Regions from separate parts of the Homo sapiens genome. Here region 1 is linked to region 2. Evidence: chromatin contacts called from ENCODE Hi-C or POLR2A ChIA-PET data. All regions are on one chromosome and are shown on one strand. The core of a region is the stretch at or near the end of the contact, and the rest is flanking DNA. Distances in the headings are between cores, read along the strand shown. Region 1 overlaps WWTR1 (WW domain containing transcription regulator 1). Region 2 overlaps GYG1 (glycogenin 1).

What was found. A loop is a pair of places that touch in the nucleus more often than their neighbours do. ChIA-PET counts read pairs that join two places held with the same protein, here RNA polymerase II (POLR2A).
Region 1: a map of ascending aorta shows a loop between it and region 2 (6-fold over the local background). The contact joins two enhancer-like sites. A Hi-C loop is called at or near these places in 1 of 168 maps with a recorded cell type or tissue (ascending aorta). POLR2A ChIA-PET finds 5 or more read pairs at or near these places in 1 of 52 experiments (AG04450).

What each region holds. Positions count from the first base shown.
Region 1 is chr3:149,574,177-149,579,355 of GRCh38, reverse strand. All of the region lies in intron 2 of WWTR1 (WW domain containing transcription regulator 1), which reads left to right. Among named protein-coding and RNA genes, the nearest start is that of WWTR1-IT1, 75 kb to the left of the region's middle. RefSeq lists enhancers at 3,307-3,933, 3,934-4,560, 4,561-5,179. Within about 2 kb of position 3,740, at least 24 of the 41 ENCODE cell types and tissues checked have a DNase peak (open chromatin) inside an H3K27ac peak, as active enhancers do.
Region 2 is chr3:149,007,155-149,012,093 of GRCh38, reverse strand. It overlaps GYG1 (glycogenin 1), which reads right to left. Exons shown (of 8, transcript NM_004130.4): 5 at 2,692-2,818. Among named protein-coding and RNA genes, the nearest start is that of GYG1, 18 kb to the right of the region's middle. RefSeq lists an enhancer at 3,186-3,686. Within about 2 kb of position 2,218, at least 6 of the 41 ENCODE cell types and tissues checked have a DNase peak (open chromatin) inside an H3K27ac peak, as active enhancers do.

The DNA of each region.
Region 1 (5,179 bases), core at 2,491-4,990, 570 kb before region 2:
CTTTAAATTCTCATCTCATTGGTGTGGTTCTCTTTAACTGCTCAGCTAGGTTGTGGCAAAAGAAGAGGCAGTTTGGAGGCTGCTTCCAGGTCCCGTCCTAACCACTCTGCTGATGGAGGGGAGCCCTGATGTCTGACACTGTATGAAACTCTCATTTATTAAATAAATGGTGGGCAGAAAAAAGACAAAACACTTATGTTTGAAGACAAAATCTTTGCCCATAGAAATAAGCAACATGCTGCTAATAGTTTTAAATTCTTTCAAAATGAAGCACTTGTAATCATTCCTATTTTTATATCTTTGTATGCTTCCAGCAATACAAAATACATTACATGGGATTCTCTATTTCAGAAAGTCCTTGTTATACGGCTTCCTTCATCATAAAGTTAGTGTGGGTAAATTCATCCAAAAACACCAGGCCTTTTCCTGGGTGGTAAGAAGCTGGAGGATTCTATTTTATTTTATTTTTTTTGAGATGGAGTTTCACTCTTGTTGCCCAGGCTGGAGTGCAATAATGGCGCTCTCTCAGCTCACTGCAACCTCCGCCTCCCCGGTTCAAGTGTTTCTCTTGCCTCTGCCTCCCGAGTAGCACCACCATGCCTGTCTAATTTTGTATTTTTAGTAGAGACAGGGTTTCTCCATGTTCGCCAGGCTAGTCTCTAACTCCCGACCTCAGGTGATCCACCCGCCTCGGCCTCCCAAAGTGCTGGGATTACAGGCCACTGTGCCCGGCCTGATTATTCTATTTTTACAGATAAGATTTTTATCTTTGCCTTTACTATGTTTGCACAATGTTTTTGATTTTTACACCTAACCAGTACATCACCCATCATGCATAATAGGTATACGATCTATGGTTGTTGAAAAAACTTGAACCAAGTGTTGCCAACCTTGGAAGGCCAGAGCTGCCTTCTCTGCACTCACTGCTGAGTGAGTTTGGGAAGCCAGGAGAACTGGCCATGAAATCTGTAAGTGACTTTGGTGGTCATAATATTCCCAGAACAGACCTGCTTTATCCTCACAGTGAGGAACCAGTATATTGTTAGCTTTTTTACCCCTGTCTCATGCATATGGGTAGTGTGACTAGGATATCCAATTAGATCACACAGGGTCAGAGCTAATATTAAACCCGGGCACCCAGGTATATGTGACTCCACAACTGCGTGTGGTCTTTGCAGAGCCCACAGAGTCTGGCAGTAGGCTGCTGTGTCTGGGAGATGCCTATGTGAGTTGTGCTGTTATTTCATGGGCCATGGTGACCCAGGGGGACTTGGATACCAGGTGTCCTTGGGATATGTGCCTGGAGGTGAGATAGTGAATGGATTGTCAGGCAGAGAGGGTGGGGGGAGGGAAGGAGGAAGGGAGGAAAACCAGAAAGATTGGCAGAAGGGAAGCCCAGAGGCCATTGCCCTCATCAAGGTGAAAGGTCATGAAGGAGGTAGAAGGAGGTAGCAGTGGCTTGAGAGGAGGAAACTGGAGCAAAGTTAACACCCCCTCCGCAGGCTGATGGGGAGGCCAGTCTGAGGGGAGGGTGACTTGGAGGGTGGGAGTGCCACCCCACCAATTTCAAAACATTTTAACCCCAAACACACAATTTACCTGTTAAATAAAATGGCTTTCTACATTTGCGTCTTTCTGGAGGAAAATATTAATCCATGAGGGAAAACTGATTTCACACGACATGGTTTTTCATAACCTACCATTTCCAGCCAAATATCTTCTCAGAGACGTGGTGACCTTTCTTGCCCCTTAGCAAACTCCATGCTTTTGTCCAACCTGGGCAGTTCTCTAAGCAGAGACTCATAATGTAATTGGAGGCCAGGAATTGGTTGGTCTTTCTGGGACTGAGAGAAGGAGGCTGTCTGGGAAGTAGTGGTCCAAGGGGCTCTTGAAGGAAGGGGAAAAAGCCCACTCCCGCTTATATTTGTTACAGGTACCGTTAACCCCACATACCACCAGGGCTCTCCATGGGAAGCACTTGTAGAGGATTTTTCTTTTTTTTAAGTCGAGGAAAAAAATGTTTACTGTCAAGAAAAGCTTTTCTTCCCCGTAGGAACTGCTATTCTTTTTCTTTATAAACAGCATGGGATCAGGTGATTGATTCCATTTGTCCCCTGATTTGAGCCACACGAAGATAGGAGCCAAAAGTGTAGTTTATCTTCAGGAACTCTTTTTGTTTGTTTGTTTGTTTGTTCTTTGAGACTGAGTTTCTCTCTTGTTGCCCAGGCTGGAGTGCAATGGTGCGATCTCGGCTCACCACAATCTCCGCCTCCTGGGTTCAAGCAATTCTCCTGCCTCAGCCTCCTGAGTAGCTGGGATTACAGGCATGTGCCACCACAGCCGGCTAATTTTGTATTTTTAGTAGAGACAGGGCTTCTCCATGTTGGTCAGGCTGGTCTCGAACTCCCAACCTCAGGTGATCTGCCCACCTCGGCCTCCCAAAGTGCTGCTTATACCTTATGACCTGTGTATTCATGCATCAATTTTCTTTTTTGTCTTTTTGTACCTTCATTAGTATTTTTGTTTTTACTGGTTGTGAAAACAATACATAATCACTGCTAAAAATCTGGAAAGTACAAAGCAGTTTAGATAAGAAAAAAAAAATTACCAGTGAGCCTGTTATTTGCATATATCACCATAAATAGTTTGATATGTTTCTTTTTCCTTTTTTGTTCCATTTTCAAATATGAAACCTGTACAGTGTATGTATTTATACAATACACATATATAGGCAGGTTAAATATATTTGTATATGTGTGTGCATTTCCAAGGGAAGTTATACTTTTAAAACAGCAGAGAGTTTTTCTTGAAGTAGACTAAGCAAGGGAGTGAAGCCAGGAAGGAGGTGGGAGTAGCGGGGAAGTGGGGATTAATCTAGCTAAATTGTGGGTCCTGGCAAACACTGAGATTACACTGTGAAATACGAGAAAGGAAATGACTCAGTAACATTGAGAGAGGGAGCAGAGATGAGACAGCAGAGTGAAAGAGTGAATGGCGTATCCTGGGTTTGGGAAGTGGTGGGAAGTAGGGGGAGCTGGAGCCTGAGGCACTAAGTGATTAGAACAATAGGAGAATTTAGTTTTCAGATGAAATCATCAAGGCTGTATTAAGTGCCTCTTGTGAGCAATAGCTCACTCTTACTTGTTGCATTCAGCCTGGGAGCCACTCTTGACACCATGTTAGCGCAGCCTTACAGCTGATGTCAGGTCGACTGGTCTGCAGAGCCAGGAATTTGGGCTTTCTTCTCAGAGTTGTTTTGGAGCAATGAGAACTGCTCACTTAAGAAAGGCTCCCTCTTGTACTCCAGCCTTTGGGGAATGCTGTGAGTGACACTTTTAATTAACAAATCCACTGGGAACAAAACTCCTTTAAATGTGTTGGCTGGGTGTGGAGTTTGAAGGGTGGGCCGTGGAGGCTCCCACTGCACTGCAGGAGTGCTGGGACTTCAAGCCATGGGTAAGCTCGGTCAGAACTGTCAGGATGAGGTCCACCCAGAAGGCCCCACACTCTGTCCCAGGGGATTTAGGCTGGCAAGCTGTGCTGGCACTCCTGGGGCAAGATGAGCTCATCTGCCACTTCAGATGCTGGGCTTCCTATGCTAGATGTTCCTGCTCTTGCCGCATTCAGGAGCCACAGCCCACTTGTTCAGAACGGGAGGGGAGAGTGGGGGACGAGCATTTAGGAATGCATCATTCCAGCTCCTGTATTATTCCTAGAGCTGGTAGCTGAAATTCTGACCACGGAAGTGTCCTTGAACATCTTCCAGCAAATGATGTATATTTCCACATCTCACCGGGGCCTGTGCTGATGTTGGTTCTAGCACAGCATCAATATCCATGATGTCAGAGAGTCTAAGAAAGGTTTATGAAAGAGAGAAGGATTCTTTTCCTTCTGGTACCAGAGTGAAAACTATTTATGTAGCACATGTCTGCCTTGGAAAACATGCTGCTTTAATAGAATGAGTTCTGAAGGAATAATCAAAGCATTTCTTAGGTCTAATTATTTTGCTAAAGGGAGTTACTTAATTTTGACATCCTCATCAATTAGTTCCTCACTTGGAAGGCCTGTGACAAGCCTGAGGCTGGCTATGAGTTTCCACCTGCCCAGAAGTTGATGGATTTTATGAAAGCTTTAAACAGAACTACAATTGTGAAACTGAAAGTGTAAACTAAAACTATTGTTTTTATTATTATTTACTTTATACTTAGGGAAATGATTTTCATCTCTTTACTTCAGTATTTCCCCATCTTTTTTTTTTGGGGGGGATGGAGTCTCACTCTGCTGCCTAGGCTGGAGTGCAGTGGCATGATCCCAACTCACTGCAACCTCCACCTCCCGGGTTCAAGCGATTCTCCTGTCTCAGCCTCCCGAGTAGCTGGGGTTACACGCGTGCATCACCATGCCGGCTACTTTTTATATTTTTAATAGAGCTGGGGTTTCACCATGTTGGCCAGGCTGGTCTCGAACTCTTGACCTGTGGTGATCCACCCGCCTCGGCCTCCCAAAGTGCTGGGATTAGAGGCGTGAGCCACCGCCCCCGGCCTTTTTTTTTTTTTTTTTAATCACATTTATTCTAAAACCTTAGACCTTTAGACCCAAGTTTTCACGCAAGGCAATGGATGAGTTCCCCTTGGCAATACCTTCAAGTCTTGCATTAAGAAATCTGAATAACAATTTTAGCAGAGGAAGCATTTAAAAATGAGGAGACAGACTGAAAAGAAAACAAGACAAATACAACTTCAATGCAAGGAAGTTTCTAGACTGATTAAACATAACGAAAGTAAAAGTGGTTTCCTACCTTAAAGATTCAAAGGAGGCCATTGTTATTCAAAAGTGAGGTGTGTTTAACAGAAACAACAATCATGCTCCTTTTGTTGTATGTCTAAGGAAGGTCAATGGTGGGGGCCTGACTGGAAGAGACCCACCTGGTTGTGAGGCCCAAAACAAAGGGCTAACATTCAGTTTCTTCTATCATGTTTGTTGTCTTTGATGGATATGGAAAGATCTCTGATACTGGGCTGGGTGCGGTGGCTTGTGCCTGTAATCCCAGCACTTTGGGAGACTGAGGTGGGAGGATCACTTGAGCTCAGGAGTTCGAGACCAGCCTGGGCAACATAAGGAGACACCCACCTCTACAAAAAAAATTTTTTAAAAAAAATGAGCCAGGTGTGGTCGCAGG
Region 2 (4,939 bases), core at 969-3,468:
ATAAGGAAAAATGTCTCTGGATGGGTCTCCACAAGAAAAGCAAATATATTTTCTGGCAGAGGGAAGGGAAAATGAGTTCTGTGATCTGGTTTCAATATTCCTCAATAGGCAGCAATGGGCAAGACAAAGCATGGCTCTGAGCAGCCTTATCACAGAAACGTAGAGCTGACCCCCACAAGCTGCACTGAAGCAGCAGCATCTCCAGCCGGCCCTGGGCCAGCTGAAATCCGGCTAATGGACGGAGTTGTTCCCAACTTTCCCAGTGTGTCATATTCTCTATGGTTACAATAAACCCGGGGGATTTCCAAAATTAGCACTCATTCATTGAGCCAGGAAGAAGAAAACCATCCTGTTTCAGTAATTTAGATCTCTAACTGGTTTTTTGGGGGCAATTCATTTGGAGGATATAAAATCAACTGGGTTCTTGAGAGAAAGGGCCAAGGTTCTAGCAAATTAAGTCTGTCTTACCCCTCAAAACTTAACTCTGCTCCACCTGCTTCTTGTGTGTTAAAATAAAAGTACTGCAAGCAGTGTCTGCATAAACCAGGCTATCCCCGAAAGGTACAACGTGCTCAATGGTGCTAAGGTGGAAATCAGATGGAGTCAAACAGAACCACATGCTCACTGTGCAGGACTGAGTGGAATGGTCATACTATTCAAAAGTCTTTCTCCTCTGCACTGTCAACTTTTTGCTTGCTAAACTGAATTCAGTCAATTAAACTATAAGCAAATGTCCTATTATAGACAAATTCGGCTCTAGGGGTCACACTGTCATGGTTTGCAAGAACACTATTCAGACTAGCAGGGTTATAAGTAAGGATTAAAATGGATCAGGTTCACATTTCCATGTGAGACACGTTTGTATTTTACAAGGCCAAGGACTGAGAGGTGAAAATAATGCTTCTCCTATTCCTCCCTTGACAGTGAATCCTGTTGTCTGCTTTACTCAGAACACAGTTGGTGTGTTTAAGAGTCTGCTTGTTCCCATTGTACAAAGGGAAGAGAATGTAATATGTTGGAGACATATACCAAGGGAACAGTTAGGGAGGAAAGAACATGAGATGCTTCTAATCCTTATCTGGAGGATGTTGATAGAGTCTTCCCAGAAAAGAACAGAAAAGGAAACATTGCTGCTACAAAAAGCCAGACATGCTTATTACCGTGGTGTAAGACTTACGGAGAGGACTTTGGATAATGAAATATGAGGAGTGAAAGGCCCTTTGTTTTCCGCTAACTCAGGAATGTCCATATGGGACAGAGATTGGCCCAACTCAGTGAAGGGCTGTGCTGCTCACAACTGTCTCAGGATCGACCTGACAGCTAGTCCCCTGTTCAAGAAATCTAAATCATCTTCTTAGTTAAACACAAATGAGTCAGAGGCTAAATAATAGGATCCTGTCCCTAACAGTGAGATAAACAGTGCAGCAAGGCTGTATTAGTTGTAAGGTGTATCAGAACTGCACCAGGGGCCGGGAGCAGTGGCTCATGCCTGTAATCCTAGCACTTTGGGAAGGCAAGGTGGGCAGATCACCTGAGGTCAGGAGTTCAAGGCCAGCCTGGACAATGCGGTGAAACCCCATCTCCACTAAAAATACAAAAATTAGCCGTGTGTAGTGGCACGTGCCTGTAATCCCAGCTACTAGGGAGGCTGAGGCAGGAGAATCACTTGAACCAGGAGGTGGAGGTTGCAGTGAGCCAAGATCATGCCACTGCACTCCAGCCTGGGCAACAAAGTGAGACTTCGTCTCAAAAAAAAAAAAAAAAAAGAACTGCACCAGGGACTGTGCGTGCTAAACAAGCACGTTACCAAAAACAACAAATGTCCACTGAGCACTTTATATGTATTAATTTGTTTCATCCTCCTGACAACCCTATGAGGTAGGTACTATTTTCCTCCTCGTTTTACATATGGAGGAGCTGAGGCACCAAGTCTTAAGTCATGTAGCAGATAAATGACAGAGTGAGGACATATGCCCTGCCTTTCTGGTTTACGAATTACTCTGAACACTATATTGCTTCTCTCAAATAAAAATGACTAACAATCTAACGTGTACTGAGCAGTTGGGTAGACCAGGCCCTCTTCTAACCATGCTACATGATTACCTCCCTTACTACCCACAATAACCCTATGAAGACATGGAGGCAGAAAGAAGTTCAGTAAGTAGGCCAGGAAGTGGTCACTGCAGGATGTGAAGTGAGGTCATCCAGCTCCAGAGCCCTTATTCTTAGCCACAGCAGCACACTGCTGCCTGCATCTGGCTTAATCCCCACAACAATTATGAGGGAGCTTTTAACACCTTTTTGCAGGTGAAGGAAACCAAAGCTCAGCAGCCAGTATGGGGAAGACATTGAGTTAGGGCACAAACTCAGCTCCTCCAAGTTGTAAGTCTGCAGAGCTTAAGAGTCTGTGTTTTTGACCATGACATATTAATAACTTACCAGAGGGCCATGAACCCCAGAAACTGATGGGAACCTTGTCCCAAAGGCAACTAAGGACCCTAGGGTCAAGCATGAGGCAACCGATAACATCAAGGCCTCTCCCCATTGCAGCCACGGTTCTTACAAGAGAAACTTTCCTCAAAGTGTCTATCTGTTATTTCCCTCGGAATGACAATGAAGCAGCCCCAAAATTGTACACCCCAATTCTCTGCCCTCAACATCTCCAACAATAGTTAAACCATCTGCACTTACACTTTAAATGCCGGGAGGTAGGAGTATATAGAGATGCTGCTTAGGTTATAAATAAACGGCAGGTGTTTTCTGATATCTGTTGTTGCCCAGCTGCTAAAAAATGTGTTCAGTATGCCTTGGTCCCCACCTAAAAGAAAAAAATATATAAATTAGTTAACAGATCTCTAGACAGTTTAATAATTTTATAGGAGCACATAACTGGACCTTTAAAAATAGACACTAATTCCATTTTTTTTTTTTTTTTGAGACGGAGTCTCGCTCTGTCACCCAAGCTGGAGTGCAGTGGCACGATCTCAGCTCACTGCAACCTCTGCCTCCTGGGTTCAAGCAATTCTCCTGTCTAAGCCTCCCGAGTAGCTGGGACTACAGGTGCATGCCACCACGTCAGGCAATTTTTTGTTATTTTTAGTAGAGATGGGGTTTCACCGTGTTGGCCAGGCTGGACTCGAACCCCTGATCTCAAGTGATACACCTGCCTTGGCCTCCCAAAGTGCAAGGACTACCAACGTGAGCCATCACGCCCGGCCCTCATTTTTGAGTTAAGTTCCTTGACACACCAATTAAAAACATTTTAAGGAGTGGCCATTTCCCTGATTTAACTCATTAATTCGACAAATATCTATTGAGCAGCTACTATGTACCAGATACTGTACTAGGCATTGCAGAGTCAACAGTGCACAAAGAGATATGGTCACTGTCTTCACAAGGGTCAGGTGGGAGACACCAACAGCAGCAAATCAAATCAACAAACATCACACAGATGGAGATGAATGCAGTGAAGGAATGTACGTGGCACTACAGGCACACGTGGAAGTGGCTTGAGCTACATCTGATGGGCGAAGGAAGGCTTCCACAAGGAAGTTGTGTTTAAACCAATATCTGAGGGGTGCACAGGCATACCTGAAAAATGCCGATGGGGGAAAGACGGGGGACCGTGTCCCAGGCAGAACAAAAATAGTGCACACCACCGACCTGTGGCGGGCAGGAGCATGAGGCTATGGATAGAAGGCCTGGAAGGTGGCCTGAGTAAGTGGACTCGGCGGGAATGAGTTGCATGGCACCAGGTGAGTCTCAGAGAAGGCGGCAGGGACCAGACCACATAGGGATCAGGTTGTACACTTTATTTCCAGTTAAAGATTTCAGACTTTCCCCTGAGTATAACAGGACAAAAAGAATCAAAAAGTAAAAGAGAGCAAACTGGAACAATGGAATTGTTTTCCAGGGCCCACAACTGTTGGCTTATCAACAGAGGGCCCAGAAGGCCACATTACCCCTATGGTGCACTCTCCCACCACTGACCAAAAGTCTCTGGGCAGATCCTGCTCAGTCACCACTGTGGCCAGCGTCAGCTACAATGATACAGCAAAGTGTCTGCTCAGCCCTTGGGGCTCCTGGACTTCATATCTTCCTCAGAAAGCGGGGATCATGGCCATTCATTCAAAAGAAATAAAAACAATACAAGACACATTCTTCCATATATTTCATGTGCTTTCTATTTTAGACTCATGAGATTTCAGAAAACACACTCAGAACCAGAGTCTCCCAAGCAGCAGAACAGGAGTTCACGATGTGTGTGCATGTGCATGAGTGCATATGTGCGAGTGTGTATGGGGATGGCAGGCAGGCAGACACCTGCTCTAAGCATCAGGCAGGAATACTGCATAGTCACTCCTCTCCTCAGTCTCCTTTGCCAAAAAATCCAGGTCGTTTCTCAACATACAGCAAGTCCAGTCGGCTGTCGTTACTATTCAATTTTCCTTACTTTTCAAGGAGACTTTAAAAATCTAGAGATCTATTTAATTTTTGGAGTTAAGTAGTAAGATCAGGACTTTAGGTTTAAAGTCCAAGTGTACCTTATCCACCCTCTGCGTATTCTATCCTTTCCAAATACCTTCAATCAACTCTAAGAATCAAAGGCGTTCACTTATTGTCTTGAGGAAACCCCTCCTTAAACAGCACCCCTGACAGGTCTCTGTTCCTCAAAGGACGAACAACAGAAAATCAGTTTCACTCTTATAAGTTCTAAAGGACAATAAAGATGGCAACAGAATATGCTTCACTGTTATAAAAATGCAATGGACTCAATGTTTAGATACCCCAAAATTCCTACATTGAAATCCTAACCCCAAAGTTGATGGTATCTGGAGTGGGGTCTTTGGAAGGTGATTAGGTCATGAGGGCTCTGCCCTCATGCATAGGATTTGTGCTCTTATAAAAGAGGCCCAAGTGAGGTCCCTCACCTCTTCTG